Regions from separate parts of the Homo sapiens genome. Here region 2 is linked to region 1. A link is a loop called in an ENCODE intact Hi-C map of the cell type or tissue named here. Cell type or tissue: chondrocyte. All regions are shown on one strand. Each heading gives the region's core, and the rest is flanking DNA. Links, peaks and the distances in the headings are about the cores only.

Region 1 (2,914 bases), core at 121-2,620:
ACACACAAAGTAGTTTTAAAATGCTGGCCCCAGTGATGCTGAGTGGCTTGAAAAGAAGGCAGAATGTATCTTTGATAAAGCACTCTTTTTTTTTTCAAGGAAAAATACCATGATGAGTTTGTTTGGATATGAAAGGGAAGGCCTCCTGGGTTTAGACAAAGAAGAGTTATGTTGTTCTATCTAAGAAAGCAATGAATGAATCTGACAGTAGACTGCTGGAAGAGGGGTTTTGTGTGTGGGAGGGAGAAACCTAAAAGGAGGAAGACAGGGAAGGAGGGCCAGGCAGCAAGGTGGCAAGCAGGGACGGGCTGGCAGTGTGACTTGGAGAGAGTGGGAGGGCCTCAGCATCCTGTAGCCTGTGTGTTGGGGCCTGCATGGCTGGCTTTTAACATTAAGAGAATTCGTCACTCTGAAGTTGGAGGGGACCCCGATGAGACCATCAGGCTCACTCCCAAAATCATAGGAGCTGCACATGCCAGCAGAAGGAAGAATGTTTGAGTCTGCCACACTCTAAAGTGAGGCTTGATAGTACTTAAATCACAGAGTCGTCATGGGAATTAAACAAGGTAAAGCACTTTAGAGACTTAGCATGGTGCCCACTCATTGTAGCCTGTCACTACACGCAGCATGCATTTGTGCAGAGGGACAGAATCAATGATGATGTGTTCACATGTGAGCGTGTGTGTGTGTGTGCATGTGTATGGTGGGGGGCGGAGGTTGGTAGGGTTAAGGAGTGAATGCTCAGCCACCAGCCTTAAGAATCCCCTCAAGCCCAGATAGTCTCAAATCAACCCCCACTCATCCCTGAGCTGGTAAAAAACTAGCAAGGGGGCGGCAGGACCCTGGAGTCTTATATGGAAGGTGGCAGGTGGAATCCGGAACAGAGAAGTAACTCCAGTTAGCTCCTCTGTGACCTGGGATTGTGCAGAGTCTCTTTGGCAGCCCAGCCATAAGGCAACCAGCCCGAATTTCATTTCTGATCCTTGCATTTGGGCCCCATCTCAATTAAGATCAGTTAGAAGTCAATTTCACAGTGGCTGGTTTTTTAAGATCCCTGAAAAATGATAAGCTGGAAGCAGGCGATCGCTTCTTTTAGGAGCAGAGGCCTTCCTCGACAGGGGCTCAGATGCTTTATTTATTTTGATTTGATTTTAATTTGGTAAATAACGTTTATTTAATTTTTTCTCTGATTTCAAAAGCAATGCATGTTCAGGAGGGAAAAACAGCTGTCATATCCCTCGCCAGGCCTCAGACTAATGGTGATGTTTTTTTCCTTCATTGCCTGTGAGGCTTAAATAAATACCCAACACCGATGACCAATAGTTTCCAAATATAGAAAAAAATAAAAATAAAAAACCAGAAAGGTGGAAAGAAAAGAAGAAAAATCATCCGCAATCCTACCACTCAGAGACAACTACCGTTAACAGTTTGTGTGTGTGTTTTTCCTTCCTGTTATTTTTCTGTAACTGTTTTACATGGCTGAGATCACACCGTGTGTGATTTTACATCTTGCAAAAGACAGGGTATAAAATCACCATAAGCATACCATAAGCATTTCCCCATGTCATTAAAAGCTCTATAAACATCATTTTTAACGGCTACAAAATATTCCACTCTATGAATGAACCATAATTTACCTAACCAATTCCCTAAAGTGGAGCATTTAGTGGTTTCCAATTTTTCACTCACATAAATAAAGCTATAGTGAACACCCGTGTGGATTCATTTTTGTCTGCATTTCATATTATTTTCTTAGGACAGATTCCCAGAAGCAGAATTACTGGGTCAAGGCATGTAGACTTTTTTGAGGCTCTTGAGTCTTATTGCCAAACTTTAGTTCCCAAATCTGCCCCTTCCACAGTGTGTGAGGTATCCCTCCATGCAGGCCTTGATCTGATGCATTTTTAAACTCTGTACCCTGGGGAGGGAGATTGCCACTTGTTCGGGGCCTGGGGGCTAGGAAGGGTTTTCATTCCTCTAGTGCCCCTTGGGAGCTCCAGGAAGGGTCAGTGGATTTCCATCCCCCTTTCTGCTCCCCTCCCCTTGTCTGGGGCTCCACTTTTGTTCCTGGCTTCAGTGACTTTCATCGGGGCACTGAGGGGGGCCTTGTGTGCTCCTTGTCCCCATCACAAATTCATGACACGGTAGGAGGCAGGGAACAGGGGAGGAGGTGTCTGTGTTTCGGGGGTCATTTTTAGCACTTTTCAGTCATTTATCAGACTCCAGGTATTGTGTTTTCTCCTTTTGTGAGGCACCACGGTGTGCATGGGCTGTCTTGTCGTTGTACTCGGACACATCTCGGCACAGTGGATTTTGCGGTCCATTTTGAATGGCACTGGAGCAACTCTCTTTCTGAATTTGTGCTATAAAGTCACTGGATGTGCCCCAATCAGAGGGCAATGCTGAATTTAAACAAACAAACAAAAAATGAAACACTTCAAAGGGGAAACCCTGTGAGCTTTCCAAGAGTAAAACAGAAAATGACAACAAAACGCTGCAGGGGATATTGAATCATGAGAATCAAACAGAAACACAAGAGGAGGGAGGGCTGCAAGAACACAGCCACTGTCTCCAGGGTGGGCCAGTGTCAGAGGGGGCAGAAGGTCACCCGCTCACCAGGGACAGGCAGGAAGAACAGTGCCGAGAGCCTCCCGTGGAGCCGGGACTGTGGGAGGCATTTTCCTAAACCAGGAGAGCAAATATTTCCAATGCACTAATGCAGGGCGCTAACCAAGACGCTGAGGCTCAGATAAGTCATGTGCCAGCCAAGAGCAGGCGGCAACTGAGAGGCAGAGCAAGGACTCAACTCAGGACCAGAGGTGGCCCATGTCCCGCGGTGCCTACAGCAGTGTTCCTCAAAGTTAATGTGGACGAGATTCAACTGGGAGTCTTGTTAAAATGCAGACTGTGATCC
Region 2 (2,914 bases), core at 267-2,766, 260 kb after region 1:
TCCTTGCGTTTCTAGTTTTAGCATTTAGTAGATGTTCAATAGGCACTTGTTGAAAGCATGGATAACTGGAGGGAAGGGACATAAGTAATTTAGTGCTCTGTTTTGTAGGAAGCAGAAACAGTAAGATAGCTAACAAGCAGGAAAATACAAATATCGAAACACCCTGTCAGTTTTGCTATAATGCTTGTTTTGAAACTATGAATTTGTTCTAATGCAATTTATACTAGGGAACGATGTGAATATAAGACAATTTCCCCCCTTGAAAAACACTAGGTGAATGCCAAAAACCCAGCTGAACAGACCTGCGTAATACACAAAATGCACACACACATACACATCAAACATTCACAGTAACTTTAGATCACTGTACGTGTGAGGCTCCACACCCATCCACATCTGGTGTTCCAACTCTGTCCCATTTCAGATGATTCTCCTCCCACCACCTCACAATTACTCATGGTCTTCCTGACGCCCACTTCCACAAGCAAACTGCAGATCTTTATCAATGTCAAGTGCCATATTTATTACAGTACTTATATTTTTAACTATTAAATATGTTTAAGACAGGGCTGCTATTTTTATTGGGCTCCTATTTTTTTTTAAATGTGTCACTGGTGAAGTTTGTGAGTGTTATGCCCCTAATCCCATTTGCCCCGTAAACATGTGTTTTTTAGTGGGTAAATTTGCACAGTACAGTGATTTTTTTAGAACACGAATGTGGCTCTCGCTCTCGCTCTTGCTCTCCCTCTCCCTCTCCCTCTCCTTCTCCCTCCTCTGCCTCTGCCTCTGCCTCTCCCTCCCCTTTGCACGGTCCTCGTCTCACCTTTGCACGGTCTCCCTCTGATGCCGAGCGAGGCTGGACTGTACTGCCGCCATCTCGGCTCACTGCAGCCTCCCTGCCTGATTCTCCTGCCTCAGCCTGCCGAGTGCCTGGGATTGCAGGCGCGCGCCGCCACACATGACTGGTTTTCGTATTTTTTGGTAGAGACGGGGTTTCGCCGTGTTGGCCAGGCGGGTCTCCAGCTCCTGACCGCGAGTGGTCTGCCAGCCTCGGCCTCCCGAGGTGCCGGGATTGCAGACGGAGTCTCGCTCACTCAGTGCTCAATGTTGCCCAGGCTGGAGCGCAGTGGCGTGATCTTGGATCGCTACAACCTCCACCTCCCAGCCGCCTGCCTTGGCCTCCCAAAGTGCCGAGATTGCAGCCTCTGCCCCGCCGCCACCCCGTATAGGAAATGAGGAGCGTCTCTGCCTGGCCGCCCATCGTCTGGGATGTGAGGAGCCCCTCTGCCCGGCCGCCCAGTCTGGGAAGTGAGGAGCACCTCTTCCCGGCCGTCATCCCGTCTAGGAAGTGAGGAGTGTCTCTGCCCGGCCGCCCATCATCTGGGATGTGGGGAGCACCTCTGCCCCGCTGCCCGGTCTGAGATGTGAAGAGTGCCTCTGCCCGGCCGCGACCCCGTCTGGGAACTGAGGAGTGTCTCTGCCCCGCCGCCACCCCGTCTGGGAGGTGAGGAGCGTCTCTGACCAGCCGCCCCGTCTGAGAAGTGAGGAGCCCCTCCGCCCGGCAGCCGCCCAGTCTGGGAAGTGGGGAGCCCCTCAGCCCGGCAGCTGCCCTGTCTGGGAAGTGAGGAGCGTCTCCGCCCGGCGGCCGCCCCGTCCAGGAGGTAGGGGGCAGCCCCGCCCAGCCAGCCGCCCCATCCGGGAGGTGGGGGGCAGCCCCCACCCGGCCGCCGCCCCGTCTGGGAAGTGGGGAGCCCCTCTGCCCGGCCGCCACCCCTTCTGGGAGGTGGGGGGGCCCCTCTGCCCGGCAGCCCCGTCTGGGAGGTGAGGAGCCCCTCTGCCCGGCCGCCACCCCGTCTGGGAGGTGTACCCAACAGCTCATTAGAAGGGGCCATGATGACAATGGCGGTTTTGTCGAATAGAAAAGGGGGAAATGTGGGGAAAAGAAAGAGAGATCAGATTGTTATTGTGTCTGTGTAGAAAGAAGTAGACATAGGAGACTCCATTTTGTTCTGTACTAGGAAAAATTCTACCTTGGGATGCTGTTAATCTATAACCTTACCCCCAAACCCGTGCTCTCTGAAACATGTGCTGTGTCCACTAAGGGTTAAATGGATTAAGGGCGGTGCAAGATGTGCTTTGTTAAACAGATGTTTGAAGGCAGCATGCTCCTTAAGAGTCATCACCACTCCCTAATCTCAAGTACCCAGGGACACAAACACTGCGGAAGGCCGCAGGGCCCTCTGCCTAGGAAAACCAGAGACCTTTGTTCACTTGTTTATCTGCTGACCTTCCCTCCACTATTGTCCTATGACCCTGCCAAATCCCCCTCTCCGAGAAACACCCAAGAATGATCAATAAATACTAAAAAAAAAAAAAAAAAAAAAAAACCAAAAAACACGAATGTGGCATTATAGCAGAACTGACTGTACTTTCTTCTGTCTGCAACACCAGGCAAACAAGAAAAACACACACGGTGATTAGTGAAAAAGTGAAATCAAACCAATAGAGTACTAAGAATGCTTCATGATGTCCTTCTGGTGTATAGGACAATCTTCCTGCTATTTATTCATTTTTTCATCCATCCTTTCTTCCATTTATTTATTTATTCTATCAAATACCTACTATGTGTCAGGTCCTGAGAAAGGCCCTAGTGAACAAAATTAGAGTCTTAGAAAGTCTTAGGATTAGGAGAAAATAATATATGAACAGAAAATGATAGTTCACCTTTATTATAGGCTTACTACGTATCAGGCACTATGATCAGCACTTTACCCATTTTACTTAATCCTTTTAATAACCTGGTGGTTATTGGTAGATATTACCAATAAGTGAGGTATTAGTATTCTTCCCATTTTTCAGATGAGGATACTGAGGCTTAGCAACACCCAGGCGGTCTGACTCTAGAGCCTTTGTT

The links. A loop is a pair of places that touch in the nucleus more often than their neighbours do. Peaks named below come from ENCODE experiments on the same cell type or tissue, not always from the same donor. Only the 100,000 strongest peaks of a DNase experiment are listed, where the experiment ranks them.
Region 2: a loop joins it to region 1, with 2.3 times the contacts of the local background. A loop is called at or near these places in 2 of 110 quality-filtered maps.

Annotation. Positions count from the first base shown.
Region 1 is chr11:79,241,040-79,243,953 of GRCh38, forward strand. The region is part of intron 2 of TENM4 (teneurin transmembrane protein 4); the gene reads right to left. Among named protein-coding and RNA genes, the nearest start is that of TENM4-AS1, 150 kb to the left of the region's middle. In chondrocyte, for the core only: no CTCF peak of the experiment used is centred there; no DNase peak of the experiment used is centred there.
Region 2 is chr11:79,498,457-79,501,370 of GRCh38, forward strand. No RefSeq gene overlaps it. Among named protein-coding and RNA genes, the nearest start is that of TENM4, 59 kb to the left of the region's middle. In chondrocyte, for the core only: no CTCF peak of the experiment used is centred there; a DNase peak (open chromatin) is centred at 1,627.